Linked DNA regions of Homo sapiens: region 2 is linked to region 1. The links are chromatin contacts, found by Hi-C or POLR2A ChIA-PET in ENCODE. All regions are on one chromosome and are shown on one strand. The core of a region is the stretch at or near the end of the contact, and the rest is flanking DNA. Distances in the headings are between cores, read along the strand shown. Region 1 holds the start of TPRA1 (transmembrane protein adipocyte associated 1). Region 2 overlaps RAB7A (RAB7A, member RAS oncogene family).

Region 1 (6,562 bases), core at 1,402-3,901:
CCAGGCTGTCTGTCTCCAGAGCCCAGGCCCCCAGTCAACAACTTGCCAGGTGCCCCTCTCCAGGCCTCGGCTTCTCCACCTGTGGGTCAAGAGCACCAGGCTTGTTCTAGAGCTATCTTCTCAGACCTGATGTGGGAAATACCCTGGTGTTGTTAACATGCAGATGCTGCTCCCAAGGGCAGGGGTAGGGCTGAACAGTCTGTGTTTCCCACAGGCTCCCAGGTGGTGCCCCTGCTGCTGCTACTTGATCCAGCAACCACACTGGGGTTATGGGGCTGCTGGCCATACCAGGATTGCCATTACGTATCAAAGCTTAGGAAATAACTGAAGCACTGACTTTTTTTTTTTTTTTTTTTTGAGACAGAGTCTCGCTTTGTCACCTAGGCTGGAGTGCAATGGTGCGATCTTGGGTCACTGCAACCTCCGCCTCCTGGATTCAAGCGATTCTCCCGCCTCAGCCTCCTGAGTAGCTGGGATTACAGGTGTGCACCACCACACCCGGCTAATTTTTGTATTTTTAGTAGAAATGGGGTTTCACCATGTTGGCCAAGCTGGTCTCAAACTCCTGACCTCAGATGATCCACCCACTTCAGCCTCCCAAAGTGCTACGATTACAGGCATGAGCCACTGCGCCTGGCCCGCACTGACTTTTAGTTAATAGGATGCACACTTCCTATGTGCAGACATGGTGCTCAGTGCTTTACACGTGGTGACACACTTAACAATGGCATCGCCTTCTAAGGGAGAGAGGACAATTACTGTCCCCTTATACAGAGGAGAGGAGAGGCAGAGAAGGGGTCAGTCCTCAGCCTTCTCTACTTAGTTCTCTTAGACTGATGCTCCCAAGCACTGACAAAGAAGTGGGAGGGGTTGGTCAGCTCACGATAGGGGCCTAAGGGTGGTGAGAAGGGGTGGTGAGAAGGGGTGGAGCCCAGGGGTGATTCTCAGAGGAGGAATTCCTGCGGTGCAGAGCACCCTGGGCAACCCCAGGCCTCCCAGGAACAGGGAAACTGGGACAGACTGTTTCTTCCACCTGGGAGGAGTCTCCCAGACTCACAACATTCCAGGGGCCTCTGCCTCCCTCCCTCCCACCCAGTTGAGGGACAGGATGCTGGCTAGGCTCAGGTCATGGTCACGCAATGCAGGACCCGCTGAGAACGACTGGGTAAGGCCTTCTCTCTCCTCTCTGGGACTCAGCTTTCCCTGCTCTCTCATCTGTGCAACAGGATTGACCAAACCCCACCCACAGCTACCGGATAGGAAACCCTGGGGAGAGGGGCCCTCAGTGCTTCCCACACCGACGGGTTGTTGAGCTTACAAACCCTAGGGCCTAAGGGTGGTGAGAAGGGGTGGAGCCCAGGGGTGACAAGGTGGGGAAGGCTCCATAGGGCAGAGGCCAAGTAAGTTACTTTGCTCTCCCCTGTTGTCCTTCGGCCTTGGGGCTGGCAGGCGTGTGGTCCCTGTCCTAAGCCGGAGACCCCAGTAAGATGGGGAGGCCTGGGCCCAATCTGACCTGCACCTTGCCCTCCCTGCTTGCCTTCCACCTGCTGAGCTGGTCCGTTCCTCAGGGCCTTTGGGCTGGCTCTCCCCCAGCTCTCTCCTGACACCTCCTCTGAGAAGCCTTCCCTTCTCAGCTGTCTCCAGCGCCCGAGCCGCGTCTGGGTATTTACTACTCTCTATCCCGGGAGTGCTCAGGACTCGGTCCCCTAGAACAAGGCCTGGCACGACACGAGCCCTCAACAGGTTGTTATGACGGGAACAACTGAATCTCCAGCACCGCCAAGCCCCGCTGGGGACTGGACGACCCTGCGGCCCCTCCTCACTGCAGAGAAGAGGGCAAAGCCAGCCCCCACCTGCATTCCCCGAGTCCAGAGGGAGCGGAGGCTTCGACATGGCCCCCTCACGGGGCAGCAAAGCCCCGAACCGGCGGCAGGCTTGGCTCAGGAGCACCTCGGCCGCTGCGGGCAGCCACCGTGGGGCTGGAGCCCGTGCCGCCACCCCGCGCCGGACCGGGTCGCCGAGGTCCGGATCTCCACCCGCACTGCCTCCAGCCGGGGCCGAGCCCGACGCCGCTACGTGCGGCTCCCTCCCGGGCCTCGCGTGCCCCCGCGCCCCGAGCGACTCCCGACTGCCCGGCACCCCTCCCGTGGGTTCCCACATCCAGGGCCTTCCCTCCCAAACGCCGCCTTGGCCGTCCGAGCTGCGCCCGAGCGGAAATGGGCCGCTCGCGGAGCAAGGAGGGGAACGGCGGCTGGGCTTCCCGCCGGGGCGAGGGACGGGGCTCCCCCTCTAGCTGCGGCAGGAGACGGGGAGAAGGCCCCTCCTTACCTGACAGCCCGGGCCGCGCTCAGGACCGGCCGCCCCGGCCGCCCCGGCCGCCCATCCGCCGCCACTGGGTGTGCGCGGATCCAGCACAGGCCGCGGGACTCCGGCCTCCAGCGCCAGACCAGGCGGCCTGGGCCGGGAAGCGTCGCGCAAGGACCGGGCGCGACCGGCTCCGTGGAATGAGGGCTAGGCAGGAAAGGCGAGGCGGGGTCAGCTCGCCGGGCCGCGGGTCTCGCGGACACCCTGCAGCCCTTCCCGACAGCGGCGACCGGGAAAGCAAGACCGTCTTTTTCGTCCAGCCCAAATTGCGAAAACGGCCACAGTCCCACAAGTCCCAGAGTCCCAGAGTCCCTGTTATCACTCAGGCCCGCCCTCTAACCTCCAGCAGCCTATAGGAATAAGTCATCACTGGGGGAAAAAAAAAAAAAAGTGGGAGAGACCAATCAAATTCCCAAGAGGCGGAGCAGCCCGCTGACCTCTTAAAGAGACAGCACAGAGGAGGTGCAGAGACAAGACGCTGCTTCACGGAAGAGAGAGGCCTGCGTTTCTCACTCGGAAAGCGGGCGGAATCGAAGACTGGAAAGCTGAGGACGCGCCACCTCTCGCCCTACGCGCCTTCCAGCTGGCAGCAGTTGTCAGTGGACCAGCTGGCGGCAGCCGCGCTCCACCTCCCGGCCTGGGCCGCGGCCGGACCGTCGGGGCGGAGCCTCCGGGGACCGCCCCCTCGCGTGCGGGCGCTTCGGGCGCCCTGCAGGGGTGACCTGGGGTCAGCTTGGGGGAAGGCGTGTCGGGGACCCTCCCCGGCGCCACGCGCTCCAGCCGCGCCACGCCGCAGGGCCGCCGCCTCCCAGCGCCCTGCTCCACGCGGCGCCGCCATGCCTCGGGCACTCCTCTTAGCAACCCTGCTAGGCAGTCATTATAGTCACCTTTTACAGGGCCACCTGAGGCTTGGAGAGGTCAAATAACTTGACCAAAGCCGCGCAATGAGGAAGCGACACAGCCAGGACGCCTCTCCCCAACTCTAACTTCCACAGTTCTTCACGCCTGTTCCTCTGGAAAGCCCTCCCTGATTGCGCCTGTCTTATCCCCTGGCATCGATGCTGCATTCACCATACTCAAGCCATGCGGGTCTCTGTTTCTGTCCCTCGGCTGTTCCAAGCTTGTTCCTGCTCCTGGCTCTACACCTGTTCCCCCGCAGAGCTGGCTCCTTGCCACATCATGTCCTCTAGAGGGTTTTGTGGACACCCTCGCTGGAGCGGCTGTCCAGTCTCATTTCCTTCCGAGCATCTTAATTCTCACCTGATTGTTTTCATTTACCTGCCTCCCCGTCCAGTCTCCCCACCCTATTATAGAATTCCAGCGTCATGAGGATGGAGCCAAGAGAGCCAAGCTGCAGGATGTCCCCTGCAGCATCCTGAGGCTGACTCAGAGCCTCGTGCAGATTGTAGGCACTCAGTTATTACAGGCACCCCAAGACTCACACCTTGCGACAGCACCGCTGGGCTGGAATGAGATTGGGTCCCATTCTTCTCCTTGCTCCTGTCCTAAAAACACAGGGAGATTGGGGAAGAAACCACCTTGTGATCCTCTGGGACTTTCCCAGCCTGGACCACACCCAAATGTGCATACCTAAGTTTAGGCTTCTATATTCGCCAGAGAGGCTGGGCAATGCCGGCCTGCGTAATCACGAATGACCACAGCCACAATGAGCCGTGGGGAATCCAGTGGCTCCTCAAGTTCCTCCCAGAAAGTTATACACATCACTCTCACGCACATTCAATTGGCCACCGCTTCTAGCCTCCAGAGGGCAGGAAACTGCCACCCTACCATGTGCCAGGAAGTAGAAGTCATGGGACATGTGTGACCAGGCCTAATAACTACCCTCTGTAAGGTTCTTGTATCGGTTCGAACCCTGCGAGCGCGCCGACACACAACACGAGGCGGTGTGGAGCAACATGCTGTTTTTTTTTTTTTTTTTTTTTTTTTTTTTGAGACGGAGTCTCGCTCTGTCGCCCAGGTCGGACTGCGGACTGCAGTGGCGCAATCTCGGCTCACTGCAAGCTCCGCTTCCCGGGTTCACGCCATTCTCCTGCCTCAGCCTCCCGAGTAGCTGGGACTACAGGCGCCCGCCACCGCGCCCGGCTAATTTTTTGTATTTTTAGTAGAGACGGGGTTTCACCTTGTTAGCCAGGATGGTCTCGATCTCCTGACCTCATGATCCACCCGCCTCGGCCTCCCAAAGTGCTGGGATTACAGGCGTGAGCCACCGCGCCCGGCCGCAACATGCTGTTTTAATGAGCGCCTGGGTGCAGGTGGGCTGAGGCCTAAAATGGCATCAGCCCCAAGTGAGGACGCGGCAAAGGTTTTATAGTCTCCTGTAAACAGGAAGTGTCCTAGTCTGACGTAACTGCTACGTTGTACCCGGATGGACTCTTTCTCGATCTTCACGGGTACATGTCTTCCCACCACGGTAGGTGTCTTCCAGCCAGCTCTTGTCCTGCTTCTGCTATCTTGCTGGCACAAGTAGCCTTGCACCTTGGAACTGGGCCTGAGAAGGGAGGAGTTATTCATCTTAAGCTTTCAGGCCCCAGGAAGAATCTTAAACCCTCTATTTTTATTTTTCTGCCTTTTGAGACTTGGAGAATTCTGCATTTTCTTCTCTTGAGTTTTGAACCCCATATCTAAGTTTCTGTGGGATTTTGTTGTATTTGTGAAATAACCAAAGGTATCTGCCTTTGAGAGCTGAGGCAGTGGCTAATTCACTGCAGTATCCACTACACACAGGACAGAGCGTGGCATCTGCAACATTAAATGAATAGTAGCTTAATAAACAGATCTGACTCTCAGGTTCTTCATCACCCTACAGCAGGCTCAGGGGTGGCCACGGCTGACAGTAGGAGATGCTGCTACAGAACTGGGCTCCCTGATAGCCATGGGGATGACAGCAATCCCCAGATAACAGACGCCAGATGGTAGTGCTTAGGCGTGAGAAGCAAAGTGGGTGCAACTGTCATAGGACCATCAAGATCAAGCTCAATATATCACTGGGATAGACATCCTGTGTAGTAAACAAAATGCCTGCACTGGTTCCTTGGTCTATGGGGTGAGAGTGATGGTAGTAAAAGTCAAGTGAAAGCCTCTGAGACCCCACTATCACCACCACCCACCCCGGCCAAGAGAGCAAGCACATAAACAACATCACACACCAGAGAAAATGGCGGAGACTGGTGCCACCCTTGAAGACCAAAGACGTGTGGAGGGTATCCCCCACCATGTACCTATTTAATTCATCAGTCTGACCTTATAAAAATAAACAGAGTGGCAATGGACTATTGCAGATTCAGCCAAGTGGTAGCCCTGACCACAGGTGCTGTGCAGGTGCATTGCTAGCACAGACAGATCAGCACGGCCCCCGCTTCTCAGGGGCCATCTGATCACCACACTTTTTCATCCCTATCAGGGACCATTTGCACTCATAGGAACGGCCAACAATACACACATATGGTCTTGCCCCAGGCCAATGATACCTTTCCCATCCTTTGTCATCACAGTCTGAAGGAGACTGGGCCATCTGAACGTCTTGCAGAACACTGCACTGGTTCATGGTGTCAATGACAATGTGCTAATCAGGATGGATGAGCAGGAGGTGACAAGTACATGGAAAACTTGATGAGACATATGTGCTCCAGCGGGCAGAAGATTAAACCCTATGAAGAATTAGGGGCTTGCCACATCAGTGAGGTTTGTAGGGGTCTGGTGGTGTGGGGCACACCAGAACATCCCCCTGCACACTCCATCACAGAAGAGCAAGCACAATGCTTAGAGGCCTCTTTGGGTTCTGGAGGTAGCAGATTCCACACCTGGGAGTGCTGCTCTGACCCACATATCTCTGGGTCACATGACATCAAAGGCTGTCCCTCAGGCTATGGGACCCACAGACCCCATGATACTAGAGGCATACATGGTGGGAAGATATGCTGTGTGAAGCTTACAGCAAGCTCTGGTGGGAAAAACCACAAAGTAGACCCCCTAGGGTTCTGGAGCAAGACCAGGTCATCTATAGTAGAGAACTAGACACCATTCACAAAGCAGCTCTGCCAGGCTACTGGACCCTGGTAGAGATGACTAGGGGACATCAAGTGACCATGAGGCCAGAGCTGCCCCTCATGAACTGGGTTCTGTCAGGCCCTCTAATATGTAAATTCAGGTGGGTGGGCCTAGCAGCAATCCACTGAGA
Region 2 (6,349 bases), core at 1,216-3,715, 1.2 Mb after region 1:
ACTCTGAGCCTTGAAGTCAATCAGTTTTGAGGGCAAGATGACTGCTGGGTCTTCTCTAATGGTCATATACAGAGCATGAAGTCTTGGAAGAAAATGAGATGGACAGAGAGACATTTACCCATGTTCCGTGCTGGTGAAAGTGTGGAATGTTACTTTGGAATCTGCTCAGAAGCCTGCTACTTCCGAACTCTGTATCCCTATGATGCTTCCTTCCCAGTGCTATATTTAGATCATATGTGCAATAAGTCACATTCTAGTAGGCAGGGTAGGCAAAGACCATCAGCAGAATGAGAGACACATGGATGAAATGTATTCTACTAATCCAAGAAATGCCGAGTGATTAAAACATTTGTGAGTCTGATCAGATTATGCTGACAGAGTGTATATGTAGGTTCATCTCATCATAATTGAAAACAATGCATACTTAGCAGCAAGGGAAATTTTGAGATTATCCATGTGCTGAATATCATGCAACCTTAATGTTAATAACATGGGAAGATATTTAATATAGAAAAAGCAAGATGCAAAGTTATACATGGTATATAACCTCAACCATTTGAAGGAAAACTAGAAAGACATATACTCTAATACTAATAGTGATTGCTTCTGGGAGATGGAATTGTCAGTAGCTTTTTGTCTTCATTCTTTCGTACCTTCCTGAGTTTTCTACAATTTGATACCATAGTTAGGGTGGGAACAGTGCAGGGGAGCAGAAAAGCCAACTGTGATTAGGACCCAGTTGTTGCAGACAGGCAACTTGGAAACACCAACCAACTAAAAATGTTAACAAACTATAGAACATTAATTGGTTTAACTGTCATGGCTTTGTTGAACCTTTAGCATTTGTTCAAATATCTAGTGCTATCATTACGGTTTTGGATCGGGCACAACATGTAAATCAGAACAGTAGTTGTAGACTCTTCACATCAGTGGTTTCCAAACTTGGTGTGTATGCCTGAATTGCCATAAAAGACTTGTTAAAAGTCCCAGCCCTCACAAGCCAGAATCCTCCTTTGGGTGAGAGCTGGTACTGCAAAATGGCATGGTAGGACCTGGGCTGACACTCCTGGTAATTCCAGCTCTGCCACTTCGTTGCTGTCTGACTGTGGATGTGATGAACACCTGGTTCAATTTCATCTCCTGCATTTTACACTGTTGTTTTGATGGCTTTGCAGATATAGTAATCCTCTTTATCTGCAGTCAATCGTGGTCTGAAAATATTAAACGGGAAACTATAGAAATACTATTCTTAAGTTTCTTTTTGTTTGTCTGCTTTTTGAGACAGAGGGTTGTTCTGTCACCCAGGCTGGAGGGCAGTGGAGCGATCATAGCTCACTGGAGCCTTAAACTCCTGGGCTCAAGCCATCTTCCCACCTCGGCCTGCCGAGTAACTGGGACTTACAGGAGTGTACCACCATGCCCAGGTAATGTATTAAATATTTTGTAGCGACTGGGTTTCAACATGTTGCCCAGGTTGGTCTCAAAACTCCTGGCCTTAAGCAGTCTTCCTGCCTCAGCCTCCCAGAGTTCTGGGATTACAGGCATGAGCCACTGCACCCTGCCATAAGTTTTAAATTGCGTGCTGTTTGGATTAGCTTGATGAAGCTTGTGCTATCCCACCCAGGAAGTGAATCATCGCTTTGTCCAGGGTTTCTACACCATAGATGCTACCTGCCCGTTAGTCACTTAGTAGCTGTCTTGGTTATCACATCAATGTTGCAATGCTTGTGTTCAAGTAACTCATAATTGACTTAATAATGGTCCCAAAGCACAAGATGCTGGCAATTTGGTTATGCCACAGAGAAGCTCTTGAAGTGAAAAGGTAAAAATTGTTGACTTAATAAGGAAAGTGAAAAAATTGTATGCCGAGGTTGCTAAAATTTGTGAGAACATATTTTCTATCTTTGAAATTGTGAAGAAGGAAAAAGAAAATCATGCTAATTTTGCTGTGACACCTCATACTGCAAAAGGTAAAAGCCACAGTATATGATGAGTGGTTAGTTACAATGGAAAAAGCATTAAATTTGTAGGTGGAAAACATGAACATCATCAATGTGTCCTGACGGATGACAAGTTTGGTACTTGCTGTGTTTCAGGCATTCACTGGGGGTCTTGGGGCCTACCCCCCATGGATAAGTGGGTACTACTATACTTTGCTTTCAATTCCTGCAACACCATAAAGCCTTCACCTCCACGTGAGCTGTTATCCTACCTGCAAGAATTCAGACTTTCGAATTGCTAACTGACCCCCAACTTCCTAGCCCTTCCCTGCTGTCCTCATTTTCACCATAGCAGTCCTTTGCCCTTCCCCTAGGTACCCCTGTGTATTCCTGGTTAACCTCTTTCTGACCACCGACCTCTGCCCACCCAAGCCCTTGAACAATATTTTTCTTGATCTTTTTACCTGCTCATGTTTCCTTATTTTGTCTGCTTATGTGGCCATTTGGCTTTTCTGTGGCATAGATGAAGAAGGTGATGACTGCAGGCGAATAAAGGAAGATGCCAGCTTTTGATTTGTTATGAGAAACATTGTACTTGAAAGAAAGAATTGTTTCATCGTTCAAATACTGGTACCAATACTGGTAGTTTCGCTCTGAGGAGCTTCTTCCGATGCACACTGGTGAGGTTTGGTTTGGTGGCAGAAGGAAAGAAATGTGTTATGAATATACCTTATTCTAGAAAATTTTTAGAGGATATTAATATATACATGGATTAATGGATGTTATCTAAAATGCTTTCCTTGAAGGACCAGGTCTCAGAGATCTTATGTAACTCTTTCTTCCTTTCTACTCTGCTGGCTGCAGATTCTCCTGTGAGAGGAAGTGGTCGGTGCTTTAGAGAACTGTTTTCCAGTTAGAAATTTCAAACTTTGTAGCCTTTTTTTTTTTTTTTTTTTTAAATCTTTGACTTCATTTCGCTCTGTTGCCCAGGCTGGAGCGCAGTGATGCGATCTCGGCTCACTGCAACCTCTGCCTCCTGGGTTCAAGTGATTCTCCTGCCTCAGCCTCCCGAGTAGTTATTACAGGTGTGTTTCACCACACCCAGCTAATTTTTGTATTTTCAGTAGAGATGGGTTTTTACCATGTTGGCCAGGCTGGTCTCGAACTCTTGACCTCAAGTGATCTGCCCGCCTCAGCCTCTCAGAGTGCTGGGATTACAGGCATGAGTCACCCATGCCTGGCCATAGGCTTTTAAAAAATAATTTCAGTCTTCAGAAATCCATGAAGATGGAAATAGAAATTGATAACAAAAGCAGAAATTGCTTTTGGACATTTTGAAGCTAACTCTGCTTGGGCAGCTTCTTGTAGCAAAAGTTGCATTTAGTGTGTTTTGTTCCTGGCTTTTTTTTTTTTTTTTGAGATGGAGTTTCACTCTTGTTGCCCATGCTAGAGTGCAGTGGTGTGATCTCGGCTCACTGCAGCCTCCACCTTCCAGGTTCAAGCGATTCTCCTGCCTCAGCCTCCCAAGTAGCTGAGATTACAAGCGCGTGCCACCACGCGCAGCTTAATTTTTGTATTTTTAGTATAGCTGGTGTTTCACCATGTTGGCCAGGATGGATTTGTCAGTCTCTTGACCTCGTGATCCACCTACCTCAGCCTCCCAAAATGCTGGGATTACAGGCATGAGCCACCACGCCTGGCCCCTGGCTCTTTTCTAGAAACAAGTGTCCCATTCTTGATCTGGGAGAACATTAAGTACAAAAATATACCTTTTAACTTTTGCCAGTTTAAAGCCATCAATGTCCTGGTGAAAGAAGATGTGGAATTCTTAGTATCAGCTGTTTAGTACCATTTGCAACAACTCTGAAATGCTTAGCCAGCCCTGAGTGAAGATGAAAATCTGCATTTAAATGTAATTTGTCTTACATGATGAGTGGAGATTTTTGTCATCAGAAATTGATTTGAAAAAATCAACAGATTAACATTTTTCTCCAAAGTGGAGGTGGCTGTTTGAGTGTAAAGGTAATGTGCTCCTCTAAGAGTCACAGTTAAGTATAAGGAAACAAAAACATCTGTAATCCCACCACATGGAACAACTTGCTAATATTTGTGTATATTCCTTTCTGCTTCATGTGTAACCATTTTTACATTTAAATCTTTACTCCTTTGGGAATCTCTTGGAAGAGGAGATGTAGAGATCTTAATTCTCACCAAAATTTTTCTGGCTCTTACCATTTAGTGAATTGTTCATCTTTTTGCCACTGAATTTTATAATGCCATATTTGTCAAAATTGTTCATTTCTGGTGTCTGTTTCATTGATCGGTTTAGTCCTATTCCAGCACCCCACTGTTAATACTGTATTTTTATAACATGCTTTTCAAGACTGTAAAGGCAAGTCTCTTGTCATTTGTGTTTTAGGGGAAGGGACATTTCTTGTGTATTTATTTATTTTTATGAATAAAAACGGGATTGTTTATATTAAATGCTCCCCAGCCTCCCCTTCCCACCTCAAAAACAACAACAACAACAACAACCCTGGACTTGTTTAAATAGGAGAGAATGCATGAATGCAAGTCTTTACATTAAGGCTCCCATAGACTGTTTATTCAAATTCTTTTTTTCTCTGTAAAATTATTTTTCTCATTTAGGTCCTGTACTCGTGCTAACCACTGTAATAGTGATTGTTGTATAAATGGGAAAAATCTTTCAGGAAAGTGAATTAGCAAAAATCATGAAAACTTCTTCATGTTTTGTTTGTTTTTTTTTTTAAAGACAATTTTGCTCTTGTTGCCCAGGCTGGAGTGCGGTGGTGTGATCTCAGCTCACTGAAACCTCCGCCTCCTGAGTTCAAGCGATTCTCCTGCTTCAGCCTTTTTGGTAGCTGGGATTAGTTGCCCACCACCACGACCAGCTAATTTTTTGTATTTTTGGTAGAGACAGAGTTTTCCCATGTTGGCCAGGCTGGTCTCGAACTCCTGGCCTCAGGTGATTCACCTTCCTTGGCCTCCCAAAGTGCTGGGATTATAGGCGTGAGCCACCGCGCCTGGCCAAAACTTTGCTCTGGACTCAGAAATCCCATCCCTAAACAGAATCTGTGAGTTACAGTTGACAAAATCCTTTCCTTGCATGAGAATTTGACTTTTGTTTAACTTTCTAGCTCTGTTTCCCTGGGAGCTAGATAAGGCAGAACATAACATTTGTTTCTGGGCATGGTCCTTGTGGTAAAATGTCCCCTGGTTGGTAAATTACATTTGGATGGGAAAGAGCCATGGATAAGTGATGGGCCACCCAGGCTTTTGTTTCATGGAACACAGTGACTCTGCTGGGCATGTCCTTATGGGGAGCCTAAGGAGCTGTCAAAAGAGATACTTGCACCCCCAGGATTGAGCATTCTGAGTCAAGGTATTGAGTCGGCACAGTCTCCCTGTGCCTGAGCCATCTTCTGTATGGACTCTTGCAAGAACTGCTGCTGCTGATGACCTGCCACTGCCCTGCCTGCCAGCTTTGTCTGTCCCAGTCTTTCTCAGTGGGCTTGTGCCACATGTGGCCTGTGATAATCTTACGAGTCAGAATCTAGAAAGATCTACCCACCCATCAACCCTCACACAGGTGTTGCTGTATCTCAAGGAAGTAATCCCATAGATTACAGCATTTTTTCCAAATTTTTGTTATATTAAATAAAGAGCGGGAATGGCTATTTAAATGCTTAATTCACTCAGAGGAATATTAGACATTAAGACGTAAGGTGGTCTCACGGTCACTGCTTTGTGACACGTGTGGGTAGAGACTCAAAGGGAAGGAAACAAACATGAATTCTATCATGTAGGAGTCTGGAGGTTGAAGTGTATTTCCTGTTTTTTTTCTTTTTAATATTATTAAACAGCATTGGTACACCAGTGAAACCTATTAACAAAGCAAGTTATGCAAATCCCTTTTCCCATTCTTAAAATCAGTCACTTTCATAAATATTCTCCAAATATCTTTGCATATCCTTTTATCATCTTTTTATCTATTTTCTTTTTTTTTCCTTTTTGAAAAAGAGTCTTGCTCTGTCGCCCAGGCTGGAGTGCAGTGGTGTGATCTCAGCTCACTGCAACCTCTGCCTCCTGGATTTAATCGATTCTCCTGCCTCCGCCTCCCGAGTAGCTGGGACTACAGGTGCGCACCACCACACCCAGCTATTTTTTTGTGTATTTAGTAGAGATGGAGTTTCACTATGTTGGCCAGGGTGGTCTTGAACTGCTGACCTCAAGTGATCCACCTGCCTCGGCCTCCCAAAGTGCTGGCATTACAGGTGTGAGCCACCACACCCAGCCTTTTTTTCCCTTCCCCACCACTCACTGCAACCTCTGCCTCCTGGGTTCAAGCGATTCTCCTGCCTCAGTCTCCCGAATAGCTGGAATTACAG

Evidence for each region. Hi-C counts contacts between places; a loop is a spot of excess contacts on that map. ChIA-PET counts read pairs that join two places held with the same protein, here RNA polymerase II (POLR2A). Pooled maps may share reads with other maps.
Region 2: a pooled map shows a loop between it and region 1 (5-fold over the local background). The contact joins the enhancer-like site here to the promoter of TPRA1 in region 1. A Hi-C loop is called at or near these places in 1 of 50 pooled maps. POLR2A ChIA-PET finds 5 or more read pairs at or near these places in 2 of 52 experiments (activated CD4-positive, alpha-beta memory T cell and activated T-cell).

What each region holds. Positions count from the first base shown.
Region 1 is chr3:127,588,082-127,594,643 of GRCh38, forward strand. TPRA1 (transmembrane protein adipocyte associated 1) reads right to left here and starts at 2,652. Exons shown (of 11, transcript NM_001136053.4): 1 at 2,329-2,652. RefSeq lists enhancers at 917-1,594, 1,595-2,271 and silencers at 2,005-2,474, 2,975-3,304.
Region 2 is chr3:128,786,451-128,792,799 of GRCh38, forward strand. The region is part of intron 1 of RAB7A (RAB7A, member RAS oncogene family); the gene reads left to right. Among named protein-coding and RNA genes, the nearest start is that of MIR12124, 57 kb to the right of the region's middle. Within about 2 kb of position 2,466, at least 10 of the 41 ENCODE cell types and tissues checked have a DNase peak (open chromatin) inside an H3K27ac peak, as active enhancers do.